Regions from separate parts of the Homo sapiens genome. Here region 1 is linked to region 2. A link is an interaction called in ENCODE POLR2A ChIA-PET data of the cell type or tissue named here. Cell type or tissue: PC-9. All regions are shown on one strand. Each heading gives the region's core, and the rest is flanking DNA. Links, peaks and the distances in the headings are about the cores only.

Region 1 (15,452 bases), core at 3,848-11,847, 160 kb after region 2:
AAAAATACAAAAATTAGCTGGGCATGGTGGCACATGCCTGTAACCCCAGCTACTCGGGGGAGGCTGGGGCAGGAGAATTGCTTGAGCCCGGGAGGCAGAGGTTGCAGTGAGCCGAGATCATGCCACTGCACTCCAGCCTGGCCAACACAGTGAAACTCTGTCTCGAAAAAACAACTATTTTGCTAAATTGGAGGTCCCCAAAACAGTTTCTTTCTCATGGACCATTTGTAGACCATGACTGAAAGTTTTGTTAACTTGACTATTAATAATTCCTTACCTTTCTGTATGTGTATCTTTCCTCTAACTTGGTTCATTGCATCTCAAATGTATGTGTGGCTATTTTTTGTCTTCTATTTTACTTTTTATTATATTTCTAATTTAATTTTTGTTTGTCTTAGTGCTTTTGTAATAGGTATCTATTATTTTGCCTTTAATTGGTGGGTTTATAATGGAGTTAGCATTGAGCCTTTTGGAGCACTTTTCTGGTACACTGAAAAAGACAAATTAAACCGATATTGTGGTAATCTTATTCTACTCTCACTAATAGAAATTTATATACTTAGAGTTGTCCTGTGTGGGGACTTTTTAAAAAATTAGAGAAATTGATGATTGGAAAAAAGATTTTCTTACCAAATTTAAAAACTGCTTACTTAAGGTAAGTTTCTATGACTAAATTTAATTCATTAATTAGAAGACATTGTTCTTTGGGATTTTTCTCTCATTTTAAAGGGCTTTCATCTCAAAAGAGAAAGTGATACTTGTCACCCATAATTAATCAAGTGAACTATTTAAATTACCTTAGGAGGGGAGTACAGATTAAGAAGCCTTACTATACTGAATTGATAGTATGGGAGTGAAAGCCATAGTAGATAAGTCTGTCACTGGTCAAGGGAAATACGTGACTGTATATCAGCCCACTTTGGAATTTCTTGAGTCTCTAGGCCTAAGTAGATCTGGAGCAATTACTACTCCAGAATACTGATTAAAACAAATTAAAACCAACTTCTGTGACCCAATCTTAAGGCTTAGTGACAATGGGTAAAATGTTCCATCACAGATCAGTGCTGTCCATTGAATCTATTAAACAATCTTCTTTTGTTTCAGTTACTGGTCATGAGGTTGGCAACCATGTAAGTGAATGTTCTAGATTAGCATAATATTAAGTCCCCAGGTCTCTATACCAAGAACAGGAATTGATTTGCCTAATACAGTAGTTCTCAAATGAGATCAGACCCCTGCTAGCACAGAGATTCCTTCAAGGTTGTCTGTCAGGTCAGAATTATTTTCATAATAATACTAAGATGTCCTTTGCCTTTTTATGCGTGTGTTGCTAAAGCACTGATGATGCAAAAGCAAAGGTAAGTAAAACTGCTGACATTTTAGTATGAATCAAGGAATTGTACCAAATTGTGTGGGCAATCATTGTATTCTTCTCGTTACACACTTGTAAGGTATAATAAATAAACCCAGTTTCACTTAAAAATGTCCTTGATGAAGCAATAAAAGTTATTTTGTTGGGTCTTGACCCTTGAATCTTTTTAACATTCTGTGGGCAAAACGGGAACCATACATAATGTTCTTGCATAACAAAGTGCGATGATTATCTCAAGAAAAAGTACTCATGGTTTTTGAGTTCCAAGGTTGAAGTAGTCTCTGTTTTTTGGAACACCATTTTTACTTGAAAGAATGACAGACAAACTGGTTGTTAATACTTGAGTACTGGGCAGACAGTTCCTCAGAAATGAATAAAGTGAGCCTGTCACTTCAGGGAAAACAACTGATTGTATTTGTTGTCAATGATGAAATTTGATTTATAGAAAACATGGGCTTGACAGCTACTCAATATTTAAAGACTTTTCTGATGAGATTGGAGGTGATATTAATGAATGTGGTTTTTTTTTTTTAGACGGAGTCTTGCTCAGTTGCCCAGGCTGGAGTGCAGTGGCGTGATCTCGGCTCACTGCAAGCTCTGCCTCCTGGGTTCACGCCATTCTCCTGCCTCAGCCTCCCTAGTAACTGGGACTACAGGTGCCCACCACCACGCCTGGCTAATTTTTTGTATTTTTAGTAGAGATGGGGTTTCACCATATTAGCCAGGATGGTCTCGATCTCTTGACCTTGTGATCCGCCTGCCTTGGCCTCCCAAAGTGCTGGGATTACAGGCATGAGCCACCACGCCTGGCCGGTTTTTTTTTTTTTTTAAATAGTAATAAAATGTGCCGACATTTGGAAGATCTGTATAATTCAAAGAACCAATAATTTCTAAATGACCAATGCACGATGTTAAGAAGTTATGCATACATAGTTAAAAGATCCATTGAACGTGCCAGATAGACCAATGGATTTTAATGTAAAACAGAGAAAGAAAAGTTCATTGATAGAGTTTCAGATTCCATATTGCACTTAACCTTTAAGAAATAACCCTTACTGAATTTTGGTAATATCAAAGAAGAATATCAATAATTGTATGAATATGCCAATCAAATAATTTTCCTTTTTCTAATTACATACTTGTGTGCGGTCATATTTCTTATACTTAAAGCAAAACAATGTATCACAACCACCGAATGCAGAAGCAGGTTTAAGAAAACAGCTGTATTCTATTAAGCCAAACACTGAGATTTGCAAAGAAGTGAAAGAATGTTATTTCCCACTAAAATGTTAAGTTTTGAAAAGTTATAAAAATGTTCTTTATGTTAACAAACACTGTTACATTTAGGTGAATTAATATTTTTAAAAATTCTTTATTTTAAATTTTAATATAGTAAATATAGATAGTTATAACCCACATAAACAAAAGCTCTTTGGGAGTCTGCAATAATTTTAAAGAGTAAAAAGGGGTTCTGAGACCAAAAGTTAAAAAACTGCTAACTTAATATTTGAAGGGCTAAGTTGACTTATTCTAAAAGAAATAAAGGGTGGGTTCAGCCATTTTATTAAGTTTAGATGAAACCAAAGTAAAGTATATGTATAGTACTGGATTTTAATTATTTTTGTGTCCATTTGCAGTTTTTAAATTAAAGCATTACTTCTGTTTGTTAAATCAGTGAATATCATGCCCTACTGCTAGCTTAATCTTGGGCTAACTAGAAAATGTCATAGATTTTCCAACTTTCGAAAAGGTAACTTAATGTGTCCAAAATTATGAGAACAAAAACATGAAAGGCTGTGTCTGTAATCTCTGTATGGTAATTATATGTCATGTACCTCTCCAAGAATGACTGTTCAGTCAATGTGAAGTTCAAGATAGTTAATATATGTGAAAATATTCTGTAGATAGGTAAAAGCTTATATTAATATTAGATTTATTGTTGGCTGTCATGCAAAGTAATTGAATTTGAATTTATGGGGGGGAGAAATTAAGTTGAAGGAATATATATATATATATATATATATATATATATATATATATGTATACACACACACATACATACACACACATATGTATATATATATATATATATTTTTTTTTTTTTTGGAGACAGAGTCTTTCTCTGTCATCCAGGCTGGAATGCAGTGGTGAGATCATAGTTCACTGAAGCTTCTGACTCCTGGCCTCAAGTGATCCTCCTGTCTTAGCCTCCTGCGTAGCTAGGACTGCAGGCACACACCACTGTCCCCAGCTAATTAAAATTTTGTTTTTTTGTAGACAAGGAGTCTTGCTGTGTTGTACAGGCTGGTCTCAAACTCCTGGCCTGAAGCAATTCTCTGGCCTCAGCCTCCCAAAGTGCTGGGATTATGGGTATGAGCCACCTCCCCTAGCCAATACATTTTTTCCCTTAAAACCACTAATTTTCTATGTACCCTCAGACCAGTGCTGCAAAATAAAAAAGCCATTAATTTTCCTGAAATACCTTACTACTTGGATACTTGGATAACCCTTAATGGTGGTGCTGTTTACCCAGTTAATTATTTTTCATAAAGCAAACATTCTGGTTTATGCACATTTAAAGTTAGATACATAAATTAGTTATTTCAGATGTATCATAGTGACATGCAAATATTACATAGTTATGTTATTTTATAAATTATCTCAAAAATTTATTAAAAGACCACACTACAACCATAGTTTTAAGTTACAGTGCCATGATCAAAAACCACCATCAGTTAAGCACCAACACAGAACAGATGGTCCAAGAGGACATACAACAGGTTTACATTCTGGAGGAGAAGAGCATAGAGCCATTAAAGCTATCAGATTTCTGTTTCTTATATATATTAGTTAATGAATAAGTAAAGATATAATCCTTGATCATACAAGGACCAAATCTCAGAGTATTAGCGTTGCAAAATTGCTAACTTTAACTTCATCTTTTTTCCTGATTTACAAATTTTTATATACAGTGGTTGATAATACTACTGTCCGTTTATTATTTTAATTGAAATTAATGCAACTTGTCATAAGTAGATCATTTATAAATGTGAAATTGCTTGAGGCCCTCTTTTACTGCCATGTTGCATTTAACTCCTGGTTGGACAGATTTGAGCCATATTGCTAGGCTATTTGTCACTAAAGCATTTTTTTAGTTTTCATCTTATAAAGAAGATGGTTGACTTGAAATTGTGTTGCCTTGGAAATAGCTGTGTGTGATTGGAAAGGTACTTGCTCACGTTTGACATGTCACATGTATATTGTTCAGTAGCTCATCTTTTATTTTAGAAAACGGCCTTTCCAAAGATACATTCTTTAGAAAAAAATGGTATAGTATGCTTTCAAAAAGAGCCTGATAAAAACTTTATTAATTGTGATTATTCTGAATTAATTTTTGTTTTGCATTTTAAGTATTAAAATGAAAGGCAGAATATTTGGAATATTTAATAGACTACATTTTCTCTTTAGAGAATTCTGTGAGTCATACTTAATAGACTACATTTCTTTTTAGAGCATTCTGGAGTCATACCATACTGTTTGTTTAAATTACTGTATTGTGATTTTTATTATATTAAAAGTAATAGAATACAGGATTCAACCTGAGGAAGCTGATAAAAACACACACACACAGGAATGAGTGTTTTTTCTGTCTTTATATAGGATGCATTCTTTTTATAGAAGAAATTTTTAATACTGTTTTCTTTTCTTATGGTTTATGCTTAGTCTCACAAATGTCTTATGACTCTGAATTCCTGACATCGAATTCTATGCAGAGATAGCTTTATCAAATGTGCTTCAGCTAAGTAACAATCCAACACAATTATTAATATTTTTCCCTCAGGTAAATGAAATAGGTTTCATGAAACAATAAAAAGTCCTTAAAAAATGTTTTACGTGCTTAAAAAATTAATTAGTACCAAAAGGTTCACAGTGACAAACAAAAATTCTCTGCTGTATTTCTCCTCATATCTCAGTTCAGTTCTCTGGAGTGCCACTTTTTTTTTTTTTTTTTTGAGACAGAGTCTCATTCTGTCGCCCAGGCTGGAGTACAGTGGCGCAATCTCGGCTCACTGCAACCTCCGCCTCCCAGCTCAAGCAATTCTCTGCCTCAGCCTCCTGAATAACTGGGATTACAGGCACCCACCACCACGCCCAGCTAATTTTTTTTTTAATTTTTAGTAGAGACGGGGTTTCACCATCTTGGCCAGGCTGGTCTTGAACTCCTGACCTCATGATCCACCCGCCTTGACCTCCCAGGCATGAGCCTCTGTGCCTGGCCCAGAGTGACAGCTTTTTAAACTTTTTTAAAAGCAATTTCTTCTGTTATTTAGCCCATATATAGGGATAATGTGTCTATTCTGGTATTTCTTGATTTATTCCTTTTAGACATTGTCTATGACTTCCTGATAGTGGTAGATAAGATTTTATCTTTTTTATGCTCCTGTATTTCTTCTTACCCTATCTTTCTAATATAGTTAACACAGGTTTAGTTAAATCAGTCATCAGTATTTACATTATTATAACTATATAATATTTACTGCAAAGCCAGGTATTATTTTTCCGAAGCTACTAATTCTCTTGATTTGCATAATTTTCTATAAATTACCCTTAAAGAGTCAACCATTTTTCATGGAGGTGGAGCTTAGGACTTTTCTTTCTTTCTTTTTTTTTTTGTTAGGCAGGGTCTTGCTCTGTCACCCAGGTGGGAGTGCGATGGTATAATCACAGTCCACTGCAGCCTCAAACTCCTGGGCTCAAGCAATCTTCCTGCCTCATTTTTAAATTTTTTTGTGGAGATGAGGTTTCACTGTGTTGCCCAGGGTAGTCTTGAACTCCTGGGCTTACACAATCCTCTTGCTTTGGCCTTCCAAAGTGCTGGGATTACAGGCGTAAGCCATCGTTGCCAGCCCAGGAGCTTAGGACTTTTCTGGTAGTTTCACCTGAGGGCAGTCCCTCTCACCTAAAGAGATCACATCCTTAGGGTGAAAAGGCCTGTTTTCCGTGATCCTAACATGTGTCAGTATGGCCCTTACTCAAACTGGGCATGCATCAAATGGGAAACTCAAGCCTTATAATGGGAAGTTTATTGCTTTCTAGATCCATGCCGAGAGTGCTTAATGGTTATCCTGGGCTCTAAGTACAGATAGTTTATAGTAATAGATAATGATATAATATCTGATGATTATAAAGAAATAGGAACTTTTCAGTTCTGTTTTCATACTAAAATAACTCTTGAGTAGGTACAATGTAGAACAGAAGTTACAGATAGAGGTTTGGGGTGCTTAGGTATTAGCCTGTTCAAGAACTCCGCTATTCTATTGGCTTTCCTAGAGTCAAATCAGAGCATAGAAATCCCTTCACAGCCCACGTACTTATTTCATAGATTTGTAGACACAAAGCAGCACAGTTTTGTGAAGGGATATAAAAAATTTTCATTCACCTATCTTTAAGATCCCTTTTGATTGTGAGGTTAATTTTAGGTGTTGAAGTACTTTTCTCTCAAATATTTAAATTTTATTTTTCATTTTTCTTCAGATTTCTAAAATTACATCTGATATCATTAGTATATAACTATATAATTCCTTCCTTTTATACCCAGAATTATTTTAATTGTTAAAAGCAGTCTTTTGCAAAGTCTAAAAAAACTTAATATAAAACATTAATTTTTTTTACAAAAAATTCTTAAAAGATTTTGATTAAACCAAAATTCTAAATTCTGAAAACTTGCTAATTCTTGAAAGAGCTGTATGCAGCGACTGTAGAATTTCCTGACAACTGAATACATTTCAAGATATCATGTGAGGAATATTGGACACAAAATTTAAGAAGAAGCATTAACACTTTTTTTGAAAAAAATCACTTTAAAGGAAACAAACTTGACAACAACTCTGTCAGGGACAAAGATAGCATTTACATTATAAAATGTATTAAAATAATGATATTACTATATGTTCATTAGAATATTATGCATCCAAAGTATAATATAATCCAAATTATGCATTTGGATTATCCAAATTATGCATTTGGATAATCCAAATTAGTATAATCCAAATTGTATATTGTCATGTAGTAATGAGCTTGCACTACAAATAATACAGTTTTTAAATTTATATATATTTTTAGTTCTAATATTAAATTTTTCTTAGGTTGGACACGGTGGCTTACGCTTGTTGTCCCAGCACTTTGGGAGGCCAAAGCGGGAGGATCACTTGAGGCCAGGAGTTCGAGACCAGCCTGGTCTACATGGTGAAACCCCGTCTCTCCTAAAAATACAAAAATTAGTCAGGTGTGGTGGTGGGTGCCTGTAATCCCAGCTACTTGGGAGGCTGAGGCAGGAGAATTGCATGAACCCAGGAGGCAGCGAGCGGTTGCATTGAGCTGAGATCATGCCACAGCGCTCCAGCCTGGGTGACAGAGCGAGACTCCATCTCAAAAAAAATTTTTTTTTCTTAGGTACCTATTGTTTGATTTAAATATCCAGGTTTATAATAAAATATCACCACAGTGAACTGGAGGAGGGAAGGAAATTAATCATCTTTAGTTTGATTACTCATGTGAAAACAGAATTGGGAATATGCTCAAACAATACAGTAAAACAGTGATATATGATGTACACTCGGGTTTTAGAAAAAACATTGCTGAAACCCTTTTTTTTTTTTTTTTTTTTTTTGAGATGGAGTCTTGCTCCGTTGCCCAGGCTGCAGTGCAGTGGCGTGATCTCGGCTCACTGCAAACTCAGCCTCCCGGGTTCATGCCATTCTCCTGCCTCAGCCTCCCGAGTAGCTAGGACTACAGGTGCCTGCCACCACGCCTGGCTAATTTTTTGTATTTTTAGTAGAGATGAGGTTTCACCTTGTTAGCCAGGATGGTCTCGATCTCCAGACCTCGTGATCTGCCCGCCTCAGCCTCCCAAAGTGCTGGGATTACAGGTGTGAGCCACCGCACCCAGGTGCAACCTTTTTTTTTAAGTCAGACTTTTCTTTGTTTTCTTGAATGATCCTATAAAAGGAAAAACTAAAAGAGTAAAAGAGCTCTAGGATCCTAGGCAGATTACTAGTTTGAACTTTGGCTTTCTGATTTATGGTGAAACCAGGTATCTCTAAAGTGTTTCTAGGTCTAAATGTGGTCAGTGTGTGAATAGGAGACAGTCATAGATGAGAGGTATGTAAGGGATTCAAATGTAGAATAAAGAAAATAGAAATAAAAGGTAGAAGAAGGGTAGAGAGGAAAGGTATTTACTGAAAATGTTTGCAAATGAAATTTATGTAACTGTAAATATACCTAAAATTTTTGTTACTGGTGTTGTTCTTACTCTGTTCTCCCAATTACAAATATACTTTTCTCCACAATGATAGCTTGACTAGCCCAAGCTTTTGTGCATTAAGTAATGTGGCCAGTACAGTAGGTACTCAGTGAGTATTTGTTTAACTTACTGACTAAAAAAGATACCAGACAAGAAAAAAGAAAAAAAAAATACCAGAATGGATTGCCTAAATAAAACAGGGTTTTTCCTTCAGTTTTACTATGACTTCTTGATCATGCTGCTGTTTGTCTTTGTTTGCCATGACACGTGATCTGACTTCTACAATATAGTCTCCTTGTTTTTATAAGTAACTAGTTCTAGTAGATGCTTTTATTTGAGAGACTCACTTTTCCATTTAAACTCTCATTTGCCTTGGGCTATTCTGAGTTTTTCACTATTTTCTTGCAATAAGCATAAATCAGTCACAGGTCAGATTTAGCTTACCTTACTAATAGTCTTCCTTGTTCTGCAGATCTCAAATTGTAGTTTAGGACTCTATTAGTCAACTGATTTTTGAGACACAGCTTAATGAAAGTACCTATTCCAGGCTGCCAGCTGAGTTGTTAGCTTGGAGGTTGTCAGCTCGTAACTTTCGATAGAAAGCAATGGTTTAAAAAACACTATGCTTAGTCTTTGTTTATTCTTATTTTTATTTATTCAGACAATATTTGTGTTAGGAAATATGGTAATTTTTAGAAATAAAAACATGAATAAGAAGATATGGTCCCTCTTGTCAAGGAACTTAGAACCTAGTGAGAAAGTGGGAGTCAAAAAGACCAAGTATTGGAAGACCTGTGACAGAGTTATATACCAATAAAAGGGAATAGTTATACCATAGAGTGGAGCTGAGAGAGTATATAGTCTAGGACTTTGAGGATGATGTAACAGTGTAACTCACTACATTAACATATTAATGGAGAAGGATCAGATGGGAGTAGATGTAGGAAAAATTGGATATGCCAGGTGTGCTGTGGCTTGTGCCTGAAATCCTTGCTAGCTAGAAGGCTGAGGCAGGAGGATCACTTGAGGCCAGGAGTTTGAGGCAAGCCTGAGCAACATAGTGAGAGATCTCATCTATAAAACATTTTTTAGGCAGGGCACAGTGGCTCACGCCTGTGATCCCAGCATTTTGGGAGGCTGAGGCAGGCAGATCACTTGAGGTCAGGAGTTTGAGACCAGCCTGGCCAACATGGTGAAAACCCATCTCTCCTAAAAATACAAAAATCAGCCAGGTGTGGTGGCGTGCACCTGTAATCCCAGCTACTCGGGAGGCTAAGGCAGGAGAATCACTTGAACCCAGAAGGTGGAGGTTGCAGTGAGTGGAGGTTGTGCCATTGCACTCCAGCCTGGGCAACAGAGTGAGACTCCATCTCAAAAAAAAACAAAAACAAAAACAAAAACATTTTTTTTCTTTTTTTTTTTATTATTATTATACTTTAAGTTTTAGGGTACATATGCCCAACATGCAGGTTTGTTACATATGTATACATGTGCCATGTTGGTGTGCTGCACCCATTAACTCATCATTTAGCATTAGGTATATCTCCTAATGCTATCCCTCCCCCCTCCCCCCACCCCACAACAGTCCCCAGTGTGTGATGTTCCCCTTCCTGTGTCCATGTGTTCTCAAAGTCAAGAAACAACAGGTGCTGGAGAGGATGTGGAGAAATAGGAACACTTTTACACTGTTGGTGGGACTGTAGACTAGTTCAACCATCGTGGAAGTCAGTGTGGCGATTCCTCAGAGATCTAGAACTAGAAATACCATTTGACCCAGCTATCCCATTACTGGGTATATATCCAAAGGATTATAAATCATGCTGCTATAAAGACACATGCAAACGTATGTTTATTACAGCACTATTCACAATAGCAAAGACTTGGAACCAACCCAAATGTCCAACAATGATAGACTGGATTAAGAAAATGTGGCACATATACACCATGGAATACTATGCAGCCATAAAAAATGATGATGAGTTCATGTCCTTTGTAGGGACATGGATGAAGTTGGAAACCATCATTCTCAGCAAACTCTCGCAAGGACAAAAAACCAAACACCGCATGTTCTCACTCACAGGTGGGAATTGAACAATGAGAACATTTTTTTTTAAGTTAGCTGGGTGTGGTAGTGCACATCTGTAGTTCCAACTACTTGAGAGACTGAGAAGGATTTTTTGAGCTCACAAGTTAAAGGCTGCAGTGAGCTATGATCATAGCATTGCACCTCAGCCTGGGTGACAGAGGGAGACTGCCTTCAAAAAAATAAAAAAAATAAGAAATAAATAATACTGGGTAAAGTTCAGCACCCATTCAGACATTGAATAGAAATGGAAGGGAATGTCTCATAGATGGTATCTATCAGAAAATTACAGCAGACATCATGCATTAATGGTGAAACATTAAATGCAGTTCTATTAGAGAACAGCAAGAGAAGGATATCTGCTGTCTCCATTTCTATTTGTTAATGCAGCAAGTAAAGAAATAGAAATGTAATGCAAGATTGAAAAGGTGGAAATAAACTGTCCTTTACTGATGGTGTGATTTTTTTTTAACCTAGAAAACCCAAGAACATGAACTGAGTAAACTAAGTTTTGAAAGGTGGTTAATTAGAAATTCACCATTCAAAAACTCTATAGTTTTGGCTGGGCATCGTGGCTCATGCCTGTAATCCCAGCACTTTGGGAGGCTGAGGTAGGTGGATCACTTGAGGTCAAGAGGCTGAGATCATTCTGGCCAATATAGTGAAACCCCGTCACTACTAAAAATACAAAAAAAATTAGCCGGGCGTGGTGGCACGTGCCTGTAGTCCCAGCTACTCAGGAGGCTGAGACATGAGAATCACCTGAACCCTGGAGGCAGAGGTTGCAGTGAGCTGAGATCATGCCACTGTACTCCAGCCTGGCAGACTGGGACTCTGTCGCAAAAAAAAAAAAAAAAAAAAAAACCCAAAAAACCAAAATCAAAACTCTATATTCCTGTTACACAATAGCACCAATAGACAATGTAAGAGAAAAAAAAATCCATTTCACAAAGCAACAAAAACTTTCTTACCCAAGTAAGAAAAAAAAACTTAAATATGTAAGAGTTCTGTGGGGAGATTTTAAAATTTTACCAATGGAAATGAAATGCCAGTTTTTAATCAAATTAATATTACTAATGTCAGTAAATCCCAACAAGGTTTTTCGTAGAACTTTATAAATATCCTAAAATGATAGAAAAGATCACTATGTTCGATTAATGAAGACGGTATAGAAAAAAAACAACAACAAAGGAAAGGGGCTTGTCTTAGTAGAATTGAGATCATAATAAAGCTATAGTAATAAGCTATAGTAAAACAAGGTTTTAATGACACAGAAATAGACAAATGGCTTAGTGGGACAGAATAGACTCCAAAAGGAGACCTACACTTAATGTGGGAATCTGAGATCAGTGAGAAATGTAAGCTCGTTAGTAAATGGTGTTGGCACAATTGATTATCAGTATGGAAAAGCTACAAATTAAATTCAAGAGGACCTTCAAGAGCACCAGTAGACAACCTGTTAGAATAAGAAAGGTTAGCATGGTTGCTAAAGATAAGAACAGTAAACAAAAAATGATAGCATTCACATATCAGCATTAACCTATCAGCAAATACATTTTAAAAATATTACATTAACTTTAATGGCAAAAACTGTAAGCATCTAGGAATAAATCTAATAAAAGGCCTTCCTGGAGAAGATTATAAAATGGTTTTGAAGAAGAGCTGAATGAATGTAGAGAGATACACCATGCTTATCAGTGGCAAGACTCAATGCTATAGAGCTGTCAGTTTATTCTTAATAAATTTGTAGATTGAGTGCAATTTCAGTCAAAATCTTAATAGGTTTTGTTTTTTGCTCATGCAGAATATGACAAACTAATCCTAAAAATCATCAAGGAGCAGGAATGGTTAAGATAAATTTGAAAAAAACAATTTAGTCAGGGCGTCTTGCCCTACTACACATCAAGATGTAAATAACTGTAGTTGTTAAGGTGGTGCTGTTGACATGGGAATATGTAGGTAGACCAGTGAAACATAAAGGAGAACACAGAAACAAAGCCAGGCCCATATATTAATAGGATGCATTGAGAAGAACACAACATCTGTTCTGTGTTTTTCCTGTTAAGGATATATATCCTAAACTTAATTATGAGTCAACACAGTCTTATCAGACAAACCCAACTGAAAATCATTCTATGCAATATGTGGCCTGCAACCCTTCTAAAATGTCTAGTTCATGTACATCAACAAAAGGCTGAGAAACCTCCAGCCTGAAAGAGATTAAAGATTGCAGTTCAGACTACCACATGCCAAGTGCGATTCTGAACTGAATCTATTTCCTATAAAGAACATCCATTCATTATTGGGACAAGAAGGGAAACATGAATGGATTCTTAAGATGGGACTATGTAGTAATATGTGTTTAATATTGCCCCATAGATCATTTAGTCTCTGTTCATTCATTTCAGCTTTTTCTCCCCTCTTCTCCATGCTTCTTTGGACTGTTTTTATTGTAATGTCTTCAAGTTCACTAATCGTTTGCTATACAGTTTCTAATCCATTGTTAAGCTCCTGCGGTGAATTTTTCATTTCAAATAGTTGTATTTTGCAGCTTCAGAAGTCCCATTTGAGTTTTTCAAAACATAATTTACATTTCTTCCTACTTAACGTTCATGTCTTTCTTTAAATCCTTTAGTAGAAAGTCCTTGTCTGTTATTTCCATGATCTTTTTCATTTCTGGGTCTGTTTCTGTTGACTGTTTCCATTTTCTTTCCTGGTTATAGATCACATTTTCCTGATCTTTTGTGTCTATTAATTTTTTTATTTTATGCTGGACATTGTAATGATTATATTTTGGAGTGTCTGGACCTTGTCCTTTTAGAGTGACAAACTTTGTTTTGGCAGGTTGTCAAGTTACTTGCAATCAGCATGATCCTTTCAAGACTTGTTTTGTTGGGGGTGGGGTTCTTGAATAGCTTTTACTCAGCTGCTGATTTAGTCCTCCTTCTAACACATGACTCTTCTGCGGTCTCTGCTGTATGTTCTGGATGTTCATTAAGTCTACTCCACTCTACTTGTCAGAACTCAAATTTCTCTCTTTACATTGTGAGCTCTGAGAATTGTTTAGCTTACAGCTTTCTTGTATTTGATCTTTGCTTAGCCTTGTGGAGTTTTAGGTTATACATGCACAATTTAGTGTTTAGCCAAAATTTTCTTGGTTTTTTGTTTTGCTTTGTTTTCAAGACAGGCTTCCACCATATTGCCCAGGCTGGTCTTGAATACCTGGCCTCAGGCATTCCTCCCGTTTTAGCTTCCCAAAGTCCTGGGATTACAGGCATGAGCCACTACATTCATGCCTGTGTGAAGCCAAAGCCAAAATCTTAAAGGCAGATTTTTGGAGCCCTTTGTTAGTGTAGCTCCCTTTTCTTTGGTATTCTTTTCTGAATGTGTCAGTTTAGCATCCATGAACTCCAGCTTTGTCTCCTCAAGTTCAGCAAGACTTGGGCTACCCATTTTTCTGTACCTCATTCTGGAAAGCACCTCAGTGCCTTACTAGAGAGAACCTAGCTTTGCATTACCTGCTGTCCAAAGTCTGAAAATAGTTTTTTCATGCTTTGTCCAGTTTTCTAGTTTTTTATGGCAAGAGGGTATCTTCCTCCTTTTTGTAATAGCTTCCCCTTCATATTTTATTAATAGCTCAGTTTGGTTGCATTATTTTCTCAACTAGTCCCTTGAGTAATCTCAGCGTAAGTGGTTGAATTGATCCAAGGTTGGGGATTAAGAATGTGGTCAGGGGACAAAAGAATCAAGTTATTGGGAGTGGTGGAAAGCAAATAGTTGAAGCAGTGGTTCTCAGAGTATGGATGGAGGATCCTTTTGGGGATCCATAGGGTCTTCCCACTTCTAACTACGTGTGAGGGTGAAATGTCTTAATATACTTGAACCAAAATAATAAGCAGTGGATTCAATGCAAAAGCAAAGATAAGAATCTGTTTTTTAAAAGTTAAACCACGCATTAAAGAGATACACAAAAATAGTAAAACGATACCACTCAGTTTTCTAAGTTGTTTTTGTTTGGTTTTTGTTAGCCTGTAGTGGGTTTATTATTTTGTTAAAGTGAGTTGATACATAAATAACTTTGAAATGTTCTATCTTTATTTTTTATTTTTTTTTTTTTTTGAGTCTCGCTCTGTAGCCCAGGCTGGAGTGCAGTGGTGCGATCCTGGCTCACTGCAACCTCTGCCTCCTGGGTTCAAGTGATTCTCCTGCCTCAGCCTCCCAAGTAGCTGCGACTACAGTTGCATGCCACCACACCTGGCTAATTTTTGTATTTTTAATACAGATGGGGTTTCACCATGTTGGCCAGGCTGGTCTTGAACTCCTGACCTCAGGTGATCCACCAGCCTGGGCCTCCCAAACTGCTGGGATTATAGGCGTGAGTCACCGTGCCCTACCTCAGTCTTTATTCCTAACACACTAAGTATTAATTAAAGATAGCCCACAACATCAAAAATTGTTTGGAGTCATCAATTAAGATTACAAAGGGGTCTTGAGACCTAAAAGTTTGAGAATTATGGAAATAAAGCACCATAGATTCTAATCTGTTTAGGGAAGGAACTGAAGGCATTAGGAATGCAATGGACTGTGTAGAAAGGGAACAGATTAAAGAATGAGGCGTTTCTATTCAGTTTCTATTTCCTGTTGGATGGGTGTCGATTTCTTGACTTTCCTGCATCCTTGTGTGGAGGTGCCGC
Region 2 (15,452 bases), core at 4,391-12,390:
TACAGTGTACCATCTATATTGCGTAGTAACAGATTTCGCAGAGATGCAAAAGCCTTGGAAGAGGATGAAGAAATGTGGTTTAATGAAGATGAAGAAGAGGAAGGAAAAGCAGTTGTGGCACCAGTGGAAAAACCTAAGCCAGAAGATGATTTTCCAGATAATTATGAAAAGTTTATGGAGACTAAAAAAGGTATTAAAATTCGGAATTTTTGCACAGTGTACCCTCTTATTTAGTGCAGAAATTATTTTGTTGCTTTGTGAAGGTTTGTTTATAGTTTACAAAGCAAGAAAGACAAAAATTTTATACCAAACTGTGTTCTTTTAAAATTATGTACTTTTTCCAAATCTGTCTGGGAATTCTTTTCATGTTTAAAATGTTTCTCTTCAAACTTGCTATTTTGTAATGCTGTTAATTTGCTAGTTAGAAATTGAATTATCTACTTATACTTTTCTTTCTGTGAATAGTCTTGGCTTTATTTCTATACTGAAATTCTCAGTAATAACAGAGACCATATAGCTTCATAGAAACCTTCTAGAGTACTTTGCCTGTGTCTTTTACAGCTGATAAACTGAGCTCAAACAAGTAACTTTGCTCTTTGAAATTTTAAAATTACAAAAGTTACATAAAGATATACTAACAAGAGAAGTGAAAAAGTAAAACTTCCCCTGGCTTTCAGATGTGCTTAACTTGTTTTATAAAATGAAGATCTTGCTAGTAATATATCTTTCAAAAGAACTAACCATTTTACTTCTGTGGCCTGAGGAATTACCATTTTTTGGAATACTGCCCTGAGTATATCATTTAAATATTTAATTAAAATTTATACCTTGCTGGGCATGGCGGCTCACGTCTGTAATCCCAGCACTTTGGGAGACTGAGGCAGGTGGATCATTTGAGCCCAGGAGTTCCAAACCACCCTGGGTAACATGGTAAAACCCTGTCTCTACAAAAAAACACAAAAATTAAATGGGCACAGTGGCACTTACCTGGAGTCCCAGCTACTAGGAAGGCTGAGGCTGGAGGATCACTTGAGCCCAGGAGGTCGAAGCTGCAGTGAGCCATGAGCTGCCGCTGCACTCCAGCTTAATAACAGAGAAAGACCTTATCTCAAAAACAAAAGAAAAAATTTATGTCTTAGAAGATAAAAGCCTTTCTTGGATTTATTATGTAAGTTTGTGATTTTGAATGTGACATTTTCTAAAGACAATTCTCAGAAAATTAATTTCATTTATTACATTTTCTTTGAAACTATTGTTCGTACTCATTTTCAACTCATTAGTTTGATAAGTTTTATTTGCCTCAGCGTGGCGGAGCAAAAAGCTTATTAAAATATCCTAAGAAATCGGTACCTTTGCTAGACAAATTCTTCTGCCTTTACTCATTACAGGTACTGCCCTGACTATTGTCAAAAGAGGCAGTACAGCCATATTTGAAGTTCTGTATCCAGTGTTGAGTGAGATGCTGTTAAGAATCATATATAAAAATAATAACCAGATGTTAAAAGGGATTGGACACCTATGTCATAACACAAACAGAAAAAGGAACCTGGAATATTTAGGACTTACGGACTTGATCATTGTCTTTAGGCATTTGGAATATTGACTTGTGAGAGAAATTACTAGGTTTTTACCATGAGTAAAGAAGTGTAGAGTCAGTGAGTGGAAGCTACAGGGAGACAATAAAAGGAAGAGTCAGACAGCTAATGAGATTTTAGATGTATGTGCTAGATACCACAATGTAGAGTTCTAGCATAGAATGGCTAATTTTGTTATGATCCGTAAGGTCCTTTCTAATACTGAGATTTCTAAGATTCTAGCTAATAAAGACTTACCACTTGTATTAGTTCGTTTTATACTGTTAAAAAGAACTACCTAAGACTGGGTAGTTTATGAAGAAAAGAGGTTTGATTAACTCACAGTTCTGTAGGCTTAACAGGAAACATGGCTGAAAGGCTTCGAGAACCTTACAGTCATGGTCGAAGGCGAAAGGAAAGCAAGCATATCTTAACCATGGTGGAGCGGGAGACAGAGAGTGTGAAGGAGGAGGTGCCATGCACTTTTGTTTGTTTGTTTGCTTTTTGAGATGGAGTCTCCTTCTCATTGCCCAGGCTGGAGTGCAGTGGCGTGATCTCGGCTCACTGCAACCTCTGCCTCCTGGGCTCAAGCAATTCTCCTGCCTCAGCCTCTCAAGTAGTTGGGATTACAGGCATGTACCACCACACCCAGCTAATTTTTATATTTTTAATAGAGATGGGGTTTCACCATGTTGGCCAGGCTGGTCTTGAACTCCTGGTCTCAGATGATTCACCCACTTTGGCCTCCCAAAGTGCTGGGATTACAGGCATGAGCCACCAAGCCCGGCCGAGGTGCCACACACTTTGAAACAACCAGATCTCGTGAGAACTCACTATCACAAAAATAGCAAGGGGGTTTTCTGCCTCCATGATTCAGTCATCTCCTCCAACACCTGGGGATTACAATTCACAATGAGATTTGGGTGGGGACAAGAGCCAAACCATATCATTCCACCCCGGTCCCTCCCTAATTTCATGTCCTTTTTACATTTCAAAACCAATCATGCCTTCCCAACAGTCCCCCATAACTCATTCCAGCATTAACTCAAAAGTCCAAGTCCAAAGTCTCATATGAGACAAAGTAAATCCCTTCTGCCTGTGATCCTATAAAATAAAAAACAAGTTAGTTACCTCCAAGATACAACGGGGGTACAGACATTGGGTAAATGCTCCCATTCCAAATGGAAGAAATTGGCCAAAACAAAGGGGCTACAGGCCCTGGGCAAGTGCAAAGCCCAGCAGGGCAGTCTTTAAATCTTAAAGCTCCAAAATAATCTCCTTTGACTCCATGTTTCACATCCAGGGCATGCTGATACAACAGGTAGGCTCCCAGGGCCATGGCTGGCTTCGCCCCTATGGCTTTGCCAGGTACAGCCCCCATGGCTGCTTTCATGGGCTAGAGTTGAGTGCCTGTGGCTTTTCCAGGTGCATGGTGCAAGCTGTTGGTAGATCTACTGTTCTGGGGTCTGGAGGATGGTGGCCCTCTTCTCATGGCTCCACTAGGCAGTATCCCAGTGGGGACTCTATGTGGGGGCTCCAACCTCACATTTCCCTTCCGCACTGCCCTAGTAGAGGTTCTTCATAAGAGCTCTGCCCCTGCAGCAGATTTCTGCCTAGATATCCAGGCATTTCTATATGTCTTCTGAAATCTAGGTGGTTTGAGAATCAGAGGTTACCAAACCTCAGTTCTTGCCTCTACCCCACAGGCCCCGTGTCACATGGAAGCCACCAAGAGTTGGGGCTTGCACGCTCTAAAGCCATGGCCCAAGCTGTACCTTGGCTCCTTTTCGCCATGGCTGGAGCTGCAGCACCTGGGATGCAGGGTGTCCCAAGACTGCACAGAGCAGCAGGGCCCTGGGCCCAGCTCACAAAACCATTTTTCCCTCCTAGGCCTCTGGGCCTGTGAATTAACATTTGGCTCCTTGTTACTTATTCAGATTTCTGCAGCCAGCTTGAATTTCTCCCCAGAAAATGGGGTTTTCTTTTCTACTGCATGGTCAGGCTGCAAGTTTTCCAAACTTTATGCTCTGCTCCCTTTTAAATATAAATTCTAATTTCAGACCATCTCTTTCTTCATGCATATGAGCATACGCTTTTAGAAACCGCCAGAAGGCCTCTTTTTTTTTTTTTTTTTTTTTTTTTTTTTTTTTCTGAGATGGAGTCTCTCTCTGTTGCCCAGGCTGGAATGCAGTGGCATGATCTCAGCTCACTGCAACCTCTGCCTCCCAGGTTCAACTGATTGTCCTGCCTCAGCCTCCCAAGTAGCTGGGACTATAGGTGTGTGCCACCACGCCCAGCTAATTTTTGTATTTTTAGTAGAGACAGGGTTTCACCCTGTTGGCCAGGCTGGTCTCCAACTCCTGACTTCGTGATCCGCTTGTCTCAGCCTCCCAAAGTGCTGGTGTTACAGGCATGAGCCACTGTGCCCAGCCCAGGCCACCACTTGAATGCTTTGCTGCTTAGAAATTTCTTCCACCAGATATCCTAAATCATCTCTCTCAAGTTCAAGTTCCACAGATCTCTAGGGCAGGGGCAAAATGCCGCCAGTCTCTTTGCTAAAGCATACCAAGTATGACCTTTACTCCAGTTCCGAATAAGTTCCTCACCTCCATCTGAGACCTCCTCAGCCTGGACTTCATTGTCCATATCACTGTTAGCATTTTGGTCAAAACCAGTCAACAAGTCTTTAGGAAGTTCCAGACTTTCCCATATCTTCCTGTCTTTTTCTAAGCCCTCCAAATTGTTCCAACCTCTGTCTATTACCCAGTTCCAAAGTCGCTTCCACATTTTCAGGTATCTTTTTTTTTGAGATGGAGTCTTATTCTGTCATCCATGCTGGTGGGCAGTGGCACAATCTCAGCTCACTGCATCCTCTGCCTCCAGGGTTCAAGCAATTCTCCTGCCTCAGCCACCAGAGCAGCTGGGATTATAGGTGTGCACCACCACCCCCAGCTAATTTTTGTATTTTTAATAGAGAATAGGTTTCATCATGTTGGCCAGGCTGATCTTGAACTCCTGACCTCAAGTGATCCACCCTCCTCAGCCACCCAAAGTGCTGGGATTACAGGCGTGAGCCACTGCGCCCTGCCATTTTCAGGTATCTTTATAGCAGTACCACATTCCTGTTACCAATTTTCTGTATAGTTCGTTTTCACACTGCTCTAAAGAACTACCTGAGACTGTAATTTATGAAGAAAAGAGGTATAATTGACTTAAAATTCCACATAGCTGGGGAGGCCTCAGGAAACTTGTGGCGGAAGGTGAATGGGAAACAAGGCATGTGTTACATGGCAGCAGGAGAGAGAGAGCAAGGGGGGAAGTGCCACCCTTTGGAACAACCAGATCTCGTGAGAACTCACTATCACAAGAACAGCAAGGGCGAAATCCACCCCCATGATCCAGTCACCTCTCACCAGGTCCCTCCCCTGACATGTGGGGATTACAATTTGATTTGCGATTTGGGTGGGGACACAGAGCCAGACCATATCATCACTGTACACATCATGTTCTTTTTCAAAAGTTCTTAGGAAACAAAGGCAATTAATTTTGGTGTTATTTTTTTTTGTTTTTTTGGTTTTTTTTGAGACGGAGTTTCGCTCTTGTTGCCCAGGCTGGAGTGCAGTGGTGCGATCTCGGCTCACCACAACCTCTGCCTCCCAGGTTCAAGTGATTCTCCTGCCTCAGCCTCCCAAGTAGCTAAGATTATAGACATGCGCCACCACACCCGGCTAATTTTGTATTTTTAGCAGAGACGGGGTTTCTCCATGTTGGTCAGGCTGGTCTTGAACTCCGGCCTTGGGTGATCTGCCTGCCTCAGCCTCCCAAAGTGTTGGGATTACAGGCGTGAGCCACCATGCCCGGGCAGCAATGTTTTATAAGTTTTTTAATTACTGCTGTTTTTAGATGTTTTGACTTAGCAGTATTTATTGATATACGTTCAAAATTTTACTTTTGCTTTAGCAAAAGAAAGTGAAGACAAGGAAAACCTTCCCAAAAGGACATCTCCTGGTGGCTTCAAATTTACTTTCTCCCACTCTGCCAGTGCTGCTAATGGAACAAACAGTAAATCTGTAGTGGCTCAGATACCACCAGCAACTTCTAATGGATCCTCTTCCAAAACCACAAACTTGCCTACGTCAGTAACAGCCACCAAGGTAGGTGAAACAGCATTACACACAAACTTTGCTTTTCCCGTCTGTGAGATTTTTTCATGTTTACTGAAAAAAATTTGGATAATCAAAACAATTTCAATGAATTGTTTAGAATTTTTCTGTTACCAAAATGTTGATTGTAGAATTTTATTTTATTTTATTTTATTTTTTGAGACAGAGTCTCACTCTGTCGCCAGGCTGGAGTGCAGTGGAGTGATCTCAGCTCACTGCAACCTCCGCCTCCCGGGTTCAAGCAGTTCTCCTGCCTCAGTCTCCCAAGTAGCTGGGACTACAGGCGCGTGCCACCACACCCAGCTAATTTTTGTATTTTTAGTAGAGACGAGGTTTCACCATGTTGGCCAGGATGGTCTCGATCTCTTGACCTCATGTTCCGCCCACCTCGGCCTCTCAAAGAGAATTTCATTTTATTTAGGCTTATGATAATAAATGTAAGCATCCTTCCTCCCTGTCCCCCATTCTATTTTGGAGCACTTAAGTTGATTCTAATATTTCACTGACTACTTAGTGTTACTGCATTTTAAATTATTTTCTTGGATAGTTTAGTAGTAGAACGTCTTCACACATACGGTCAAATTCATCTTCATAAAGTCTATGCCAGTTTATGTTACCATAAACTGTGTATGAGTGTGCGTGGCCAATTGCAGCTTTGCCAGTGCTATAATTATTTTTAGTATTTGCCAGTTAGGTAGGGGAGACAGTATATAATATCTCATTTCCAATCGTGTATACTCTATTAGTAGTAAGGCTAAATATTAGCCTTTTGAATCTGCTCTTCTCTGCAAATTGGATTATATTATTGTCGATGAATCTTTAGTTAAGGATATTAGACTTTCTGTTGTTCTTATAACAAATGTATTTCCCTTGGTTACTTTTTTTATAAACAAGTTTAAATTTTATATGAAACATTTTTCTTGTTCATATGTTATATGAAATCATCCTTTTTCCCCAAAAAGGAGTGGCTTAAAATAAAAAGGCATAAATAGGGGACAACTATTGTATAAAGGTAGAAAGACAAGCAGAAACACCGTGGTAGTACATACCTAATTAAAGGAATGCATCTTGTTTGGAACACAAAATATAAGTCTGAGTTTATTTTACAAAAATGTAGAATTTTCATTCAGTAGTATAGTGAGATAGGCTCTTGACAATAGCATTTTCATGGTATTCGGTATTTGAAACATATTTTATGTTTTTCAACTGGAAAATTTTAAAATTAGTTTTCAACTTTATGATGGGACAATTTAGAGTAATATTGTGACACTACATTAAGAATGTTTGGGCTGGGCACAGTATCCTAGCACTGTGGGAGGCCAAGGCAGGAGGATCGCTTGAGCGCAGGAGTCCAAGACCAGTCTGGGCAACAAGGTGAGACCCCATCTCTACAAAAAGTATTAAAAAATTAGCTGGGTGTGGTGGCACACACCTGTGGTCCCAGCTACTCAAGAGTCAGGCAGGAGAATGGTTTGAGCCTGAGAGGTGGAGGCTTCAGTGAGCCATGATCTTGCCACTGCACTCCAGCCTAAACAAGAGAATGAGACCCTGCTCAAAAAAGAATATTTGCCATAGGGTTGTATTGTTTGGGTTCAAACCTTGGCTCTGCCTCTTTGTAGCTGTATCACCTTGTATAAGTTATTTAATCTCTCTGGGCCTTAAGCTCCCTGCCTTCCTGCTTCGTCGTCGTCGTCGTCGTTGTTGTTACAGAGTCTCACTCTGTCACCCAGCCTGGAGTGCAGTGGTGTGATCACAGCTCACTGCCTCCGCCACCTCCTGGGCTCAACTGATCCTCCCACCTCAGCCTCCCGAGTAGCTGGGAGTGCTGGCGCATGCCACTATGCCTGGCTAATTTTTCTATTTTTGGTAGAGATGGGTTTTTGCCATGTTGCCCAGGCTGGTCTCAGACTGCTGGTCTCAAGCAGTCCTGCTCAGCTTCCCACAGTGTTAGGATTAACAGGTGTTAGCCACCATGCCCGGCCGACTTTCTTGTTTTAAAAAGGGGTAAGGTAGTACCTACTTTATAAGCTTGTTGGGAAGATTAAATTATTTAACAAATGTAAAATGCTGAGAACACTGCTTGACACCTTCTCAGTATATATTAGCTTTTCTTTTTTTTCTTTTTTTTTTTTTAAATCAAAGTAATACATGCATGTACTTTCAAAAGTCAAATATTACCAAAAGGCAAGTTTATATTAGAAAAAAATCAGTCCCTCTGTTCCCCTCCACAAAGATACCTTTGAACTCTTTTAGCTGTGTCTTCTATTTCTAATAATATGTCAATACTGCATACCTTTTCTATCCTACTTTTATATCCTACTATTCATTTTGTTTTCCTGTTATATTTTCTGTTATATTTCTCTGAGTTTTTATTATCCTTTCAGATAATTTACTTATGAATGAGCAAAATTAAATGCAAGCACCAACACCTTTTTCACTCTTCTTGACAGTAACAGCAGATTACAGAATACATCTGTTATACATCCTTTTTAGAGATAGGGATAAAAACAGTGTTCTTGGGAAACAGTTGCTCTATCACTGTAGACACAGAATTTTGAAATTAAGCAAGACAGGAGTTGACAGAAGTTAAGCACCACTTTAATTTGCTCTCAACCTTCTTAACAAACCATGCCCACATTCCTAAGTGGTGACAGATTCTTTATCACCAATTGCCCTTTGGTTTAGCCAGTTTCACTAACAGTGTTAATTGCTATAGTTGAAGGCTGGCTAGACATTAGCTACTAATGAATTAAAACATTTGTTTTTATGATATAAATGTCATAAAGACACAAAATACTTCTTTAGTTGTGTAACTGTAAAACGTATATTTTCTATGAGGAAAAATATAAAATCAGAATGAGAAGCCATTTGTGGATACTAAAATAAACACGTCACAGATTCACAGTAGAGAAACCTGTTATTTTGCTTCTTTGTGTAGCAAATTTATCTTGGTGAGCTCTTCATATCAGGACATTAGAGATTTCCTGCATAGAACTTAAAAGTATGGATATAACAATTTATAATTAGCCCCTATCAATGTGATGGGCATTAAAGTTGTTTGCAGCTTTTTGTAGTTAAAATCATTGCTGCAATATGTGACCACTTGCATATATCATTTCATATACGTGTGTATTTCTGTATAGAATGTGCATTTATTATAATGTTCTAGGATTACAGGTGTGCGACACCATGCCTGGCTAATTTTTGTATTTTCAGTAGAGATGGGGTTTCACCATGTTGGCCAGGCTCGTCAGGAACTCCTGATCTTAAGTGATTCACCCACCTCGGCCTCCCAAAGGGCTTTTTCATAGGTTATTGTTGTCATTTATTTTGATCCTTTCTTTCATATTGGAAACTTTACTCAAGTGGTGATCTTAGGATTTCCTTTCATAAAAAAAAATAAGGCAGATTTTAATAAGAGTGCCAAGACAATTTGATGGGGGAAAGAATACTCTTTTTCTTTCTTTCTTTTTTTTTTTTTTTTTTTAGACGGAGTCTTGTTCTGTTGCCCAGGCTGGAGTGCGGTGGCGCAATCTTGGCTCACTGCAAGCTCCGCCTCCCAGGTTCACACCATTTTCCTACCTCAGCCTCCTGAGTAGCTGGGACTACAGGTGCCCACCACCACGCCTGGCTAATTTTTTGTATTTTTAGTAGAGATGGGATTTCACTGTGTTAGCCAGGATGTTCTCGATCTCCTGACCTCGTGATCTGCCTGCCTCGGCCTCCCAAAGTGTTGGGATTACAGGCGTGAGCCACCGCGCCCGGCCACAATACCCTTTTCAATAAATGTTACAACTGGATATCCACATGCAGAAGAATGAAGTTAGATCCCTATCTCACATCATATCCAAAACTCCTCTCAAAATGGATGAAAAGATCCAAATGTAAAAGTTAAAAGTCTAAAACTCTTTTTTAAAAAAAGGCATAAATATCTATGACCTTGGATTTAGGCAGTGATTTCTTAGATATGACACAAATAGCTCAAGTGACAAAAGAAAAATAATAAATTGGACTCATTCAAAATTCAAAAATTTTGTACTCCAAAGGATACTACCATAAATTGAAAAGACAATCCACAAAATGGGAGGAAATATTTGTAAATGATATATCTGATAAGTAACTGGTATCCAGAATATATAAAGAACTCTTACACCTCAGCATGACAACCCCGTTTTAAAATGGACAAAGGATTTTAACAGACATTTCTGCAAAGAAGATACACAAGTGGCCCATATAAACATGTGGAAAGATGTTTAGCATCATTAGTAAGGGAAATGCAAGTCAAAATCACAATATGATAGCATTTCACATCCTCTAGGATAGCTATAATAAAAAAGATGCACAAAAACAAGTGTTGGTAAGAATGTAAATTGTGACACCCATTGCTAGTGAGAATATAAAATAGCACAACAGGCCTGGTGCATAGGCTTATGCCTGTAATCCCAGCATTTTGGGAGGCCGAGGCAGGAGCATCGCTTGAGCCCAGGAGCTCGAGACCAGCCTGGGCAAAATGGCAAAACCCCGTCTACAAAAATTAGCTGGACATGGTGGCACATGCCTGTGGTCCCAGCTATTCGGGAGGCTGAGGTGGGAGTATCACTTGAGCCCAGCGGGCAGAGGTTGCAATAAGCCGAGATCACATCACTGCACTTTCGAGTCTCTAAGACAATGTCTCAAAAAATAAATATATAAAAATAAAATGGTGTAGCAGCTTTGGAGTACAGTCTGGCGGTTCCCCAAAAAGTCAGAGTACCATATGACCCAGAGTTACCATATGACCCAGCTACCTCATTTCCTAGGTATATATTGTAAGAAAATTGAAAACATGTGTCCACTGTAAAACTTGTATATGAATGTTAATAGCAGTATTTTTCATAATAGCCAAAAAGTAAGAATAACCCAAATGTCTCTCAGCTGATGAATGGATACACAAAATGTAGCATATTCATACAGTGGATATTATTTGGCCATAAAAAAGAATGAAGTCCTGATATGCTAAGCATAGATTAACTTTGAAAACATTGTGGTAATTGAAGTAAACCAGTCACAAAAGACCACATATTGTATGATTCCATTTATATGAACTGTCCAGAATAAGCAAATCCGCAGAAACAAAGTAGGTTAGTGGTTGCCAAGAGCTGGGTGGTGTGGGGGGTGGTGGGGGAATGAGGACTGTTTATGGGGACTTTTTTTGGTGGGTGAAATGGTGGAAATGTTCTGGAATTGGTGGTGATTACGTAACTTGTGAATATACTAAAACCACTGAATTATATGCTCTGAAATGGTGAGTTTATGGTGTGTGAAAATTATACACTTTAAAAACTTGACTTTATGGTATGGACTTAGAGAGTAGTGCCCTGCTTTTTTCGGGAGGTGTTAGTTGTTTGTAGTTCCCCCCATACTCCTGTGAAGCCATCTAATTTTTACAGACAAAGCTAGTCTCTTACACCTTGTAAGTATAAGAATGGTTGTTAGTGTTCTGAGTGCCTACATAGCAAAGCTTATTGTGGGGTAGGCGTGTCTGCTCAGTATACAAAATTTAAATTTATTCTTTCATTTTCAGCCTGGCCTTACCCATGCCCTTTACTTTGCCTAAAGTCATGAAGTATATGGTCCTTTGCTCTGTAAAGTTCATTACATTCTCTATAGAATTTATTCTTTATAGAGTCATTTTCTATGTAGAATTCTCTGTAGTTGGTGATGGTGGAGGAACAGAAATCTCCTGGCTGTCAGAGGTGTAGAATCAATGACCCAGTTGTCTGTTTTACTATAATTAAACTGTTTTCCCTGCTTTCCCCAATATTTTGGTGCCTTTACTGCCTAGCTTCTTTCTGGGGTTTTCTTAAGACAAATCAGTTTCTCGTTTCTGTATCCCTCTGCAAATACTTAGTTCTTGGCTTCTTCCTGTTGTATGACTTGCCTTGCCTCTGATTTCTCTTTTCCAAAAATGCCTTGGCAACTCTAAACTGCTGTTCTCTCTTCTCCTGTTTTCTTTGCTGGTATTCACTTTTTAAATTTCTTACCTAAATACCCTGCAAAAACAACCCAAATGTCCAACCAGAAATTCAGGAATTAAAGTATATGATGAAGCCGAGCATGGTGGCTCGGCTTTGGGAGTCTGAGGTGGGCAGATCACTTGAGGCCAGGAGTTCAAGGCCAGCCTGGCCAACATGGTGAAACCCCATCTCTACTAAAAATACAAAAGTTAGCCAGGCATGGTGGTGCATGCATGTAGCCCAAGCTACTTGGGTGGCTGAGGCACAGGAATCGCTTGCACCCTGGAGACAGAGGTTGCAGTGAACTGAGATCACACAACTGTACTCTAGCTCAGGCGACAGAGCAAGACTCTTAAAAAATATATATATATTCATACCATGGAATGCAAGGGTTTAAAACAATGAAATGGAACTTTATGTACTGACATCGAAAGCTTTTTTTTATATGAACATGATTGTAAAAGAGTAAATATAATTTCAATCTGCTATTTTAAAACAGTACATTTCTAGATACATATTAAAAGTATGGAATCAGCTTCACAAAGTGCATCTCTAGATTACAGGCCTTTTTACTTCCAACATTTCATATTTTGCATTTTTATTATTTTTATTGTAAACATGTTTTAAATGTATGTTAGTTTGCAGAGATAATATAAGTAAAACTCAAATTGTATAAGTGAGTTTTTCAGACAATTTATTAATCTTGGGCAGAAACAATTAAGTGTTAACCATTTGGAATACAAATGTTTGTACGTTATGATATGTAATACTAAGCATAATTAAAACTTTGTAACTTTGCTGTCATCTTTTTGATTATCAGATTGGTGCCTTTTTATACCAGAATTATTTCTTGTTTTTCCTCTCTTCCAATTTGTTTGGCTTAGAAACAAAATAATAGAAAAATGATAGTAGTAATAGCAGCTAATAGCACTTATTGAACACTAACTACATACGAAGCACTGTGCTGAAGTGCTTTAGATGTTTGGTTATCTATTTATTTATTTATTTATTTATTTTTGAGATGGAGTCTTGCTCTTGTTGCCCAGGCTGGAGTGCAGTGGTGCAATCTTGGCTCACTGCAGCCTCTGCCTCCCGGGTTCAAGCAATTCTCCTGCCTCAGCCTCTGAAGCAGCTGGGATTACAGGCATGCGCCACCACTCCTGGCTAATTTTTTTATTTTTAGTAGAGATGGGGTTTCACCATGTTGGTCAGGCTGGACTCCAACTCCTGACCTCAGGTGATCCACCTACCTTGGCCTCCCAAAATGCTAGGATTACAGGCATGAGCCACTGCGCCTGGCCATCAATTTAAATTTCAAAATAGTTCACTGAGGCCTAAATACTACTATACCAATTTTACAGACAAACTGAGGCAGAGGTATTAAACCACTTGCCCAAGGTTTTGTGTTTTTTTTTGTTTTTCTTTTTGTTTTGAGATGGAGTCTTGCTCTGTTGCCCAGGCTAGAGTGCAGTGGTGCAATCTCCACCTCCTGGGTTCAAGAGATGCTCGTCCCTCAGCCTCCCGAGTAGCTGGGACTACAGGTGCCTGCCATCACGCCAGGCTAATTTTTGTATTTTTGGTAGAGATAGGGTTTTGCTATGTTGGCCAGGCTGGTTTTGAACTCATTATCTCTCAGGTGACCCATCCGCCTCGATCTCCCAAAGTGCTGGGATTACAGGCATAAGCCCAGCCCCAAAGTTTTGTTTTTGTTTTTGTTTTTTTTTACATAAAACGTGGTGTCATTAGAATTTGACATCAGACCTACAGTTAGCCTATTTTTAACAATTTAGCCATATTGCTTCTTGCATATCCAGACTTAAGATGTGTGTGTGATTAAGTTGAGAAACAGATTCTCAGACAGGTATATAAGTCTTTCTGATAACTGTTTCTAGCTGCCCAGAGGCCTTTTTTTGGTTGGTTAATATTATACTGATTTGGTTACATTCTGGTAAAACCCGATACCTCAGTACTTCAGGTATGAAGTATGAGTTACTTCAGTTGTATTTGTTTTATCTCCTAGAGGTCTGAAGGGTTTGAACTAAATACAGTGTTTACAGTAGCCCTCTTAACCTATAGGACATAAGTTTTCATGGGATTGGCTCAAAATGAATGAAACCCTGTGGATGTGTAATTTTCTGGAGAGTACCCAGAGTTTTTCTAGGATTTTCACAGAGGTCTGTTACTCATCAAAGGCCAAGACCACGAATTACCTCATCCTTATTGTTCTTTTGGTCAGCGAGCTAGCCCTAAATGTTTTACTTATTATTTTATAGGAATCATTTCATGTGTTTATCTCCAGCCATTTAAGCTGTACTTCAAAAGCACAATGAAAATAATGTGTACTTAGTGATGAAATATACACAAGATGAACAAAGACTACAAGGGGCTTTCTTGTGGTAATGAAATTAGAGAAATGAACCAGTTCATCTCCAATGTCCTTTCCAGCTTCCAAATGTTATTAATTGTTATCCCTACTGTTTGGAAAAGTAGACATTTTCCCACAGTAAAATTTTGCAGAATTGAGTTTTGAAGTATCATTAATAATCCAAGAACCAGATAGAAAAGTTAAGGGTTACTGCAAGTGCTACCAATTACTACTCAAACGTTCATAATTTCAAGCAGTTCCTTTATCAAATTCAAATGTTAATTTCTGATATGATTTAGAAAAACGATTTCTGATATTTTTACAAGTGATTGTATTTGTACTAAAAGCTCTTTTTTGTTATATATGTTTAAAGAAAAAATTTTTAAATTCTTCAATAGGGAAGTTTGGTTGGCTTAGTGGATTATCCAGATGATGAAGAGGAAGATGAAGAAGAAGAATCGTCCCCCAGGAAAAGACCTCGTCTTGGCTCATAAAATATTTATTAGGGGACCCTCAACATGTGGTCTTACAATGCTGCAACTGTTCAGTGAGCTGAAAATCTGAATCAGAAAGCTTTCTCAATTGAACTTATAAAATATACAAGGAGTAGCAAAAGACAGTATATCAGCTAAGAGAGTTTAGTTCTAATAAAAATCAGGCTTCCCAGGAACTTGATTGCTTGCTAGTAATTAAGGGGTTTGCCTTTTAGGCTGTCAAAACAAACATTAGTAACCAGAACCTGGGAGACAGCTTCTCAGCAAGGAAAAGTCACAGGTTTGGGGACGGTTTAGGGGAGGGGAAAAGGTTGATATAATAATGCAGGGTTGCTCCTCGGGGTGTCGATCTAGAAACAATTTTACAGAACTTCAGTTGTAAACTCAATAACATTACTTGTATAATGGTGCTGGCCATGTTGTTGTTTTAATCAGTTGCCTCTTTTTAAAAGAAATTTTTATGGAAAACACATTCAACTATCATTAAAAAAATGAAGTTAAGCTGTTGGGACCATTTCTTTAAGATTTAACAAAAGTTCAGCCTTTTAGGTAGTTGAAGGGAAGTACACCCCGTATTCAGCACATGTTGAGTTTTCTACACCAGGAATTTTCAATATGTATATTGATGAAAACAAGCTCAATTCAAACTGGACAGTTTTAAGATAATGTTAAAATCAGCACTTTTAGAGACAACGAAGGCCAAGAATCAGTACAGTAGTATTCCAAAATGATTTTCTCTAGAAATTTGAAAGTAGATCGAACAGAATGTTGTCAACCGCCTACCAGTACAATCTTTTGTGGAAGATACTTTGAAATCACTTTCTACTTTGTTAGTAAAGTTCTGTCTTTCCAGAGCTGCA

What was found. ChIA-PET counts read pairs that join two places held together with the same protein. Peaks named below come from ENCODE experiments on the same cell type or tissue, not always from the same donor. Only the 100,000 strongest peaks of a DNase experiment are listed, where the experiment ranks them.
Region 1: POLR2A ChIA-PET joins it to region 2 with 16 read pairs; 2 of 35 experiments call an interaction of 5 or more read pairs at or near these places.

Annotation. Positions count from the first base shown.
Region 1 is chr2:55,389,460-55,404,911 of GRCh38, reverse strand. All of the region lies in intron 2 of CCDC88A (coiled-coil domain containing 88A), which reads left to right. Among named protein-coding and RNA genes, the nearest start is that of CCDC88A, 23 kb to the left of the region's middle. In PC-9, for the core only: no CTCF peak of the experiment used is centred there; no DNase peak of the experiment used is centred there.
Region 2 is chr2:55,549,051-55,564,502 of GRCh38, reverse strand. It overlaps PPP4R3B (protein phosphatase 4 regulatory subunit 3B), which reads left to right. Exons shown (of 17, transcript NM_001122964.3): 15 at 6-190; 16 at 5,535-5,728; 17 at 14,497-15,452. The coding sequence ends at 14,592. Among named protein-coding and RNA genes, the nearest start is that of CFAP36, 37 kb to the right of the region's middle. In PC-9, for the core only: no CTCF peak of the experiment used is centred there; a DNase peak (open chromatin) is centred at 8,352; H3K27ac peaks cover 1,609 bases.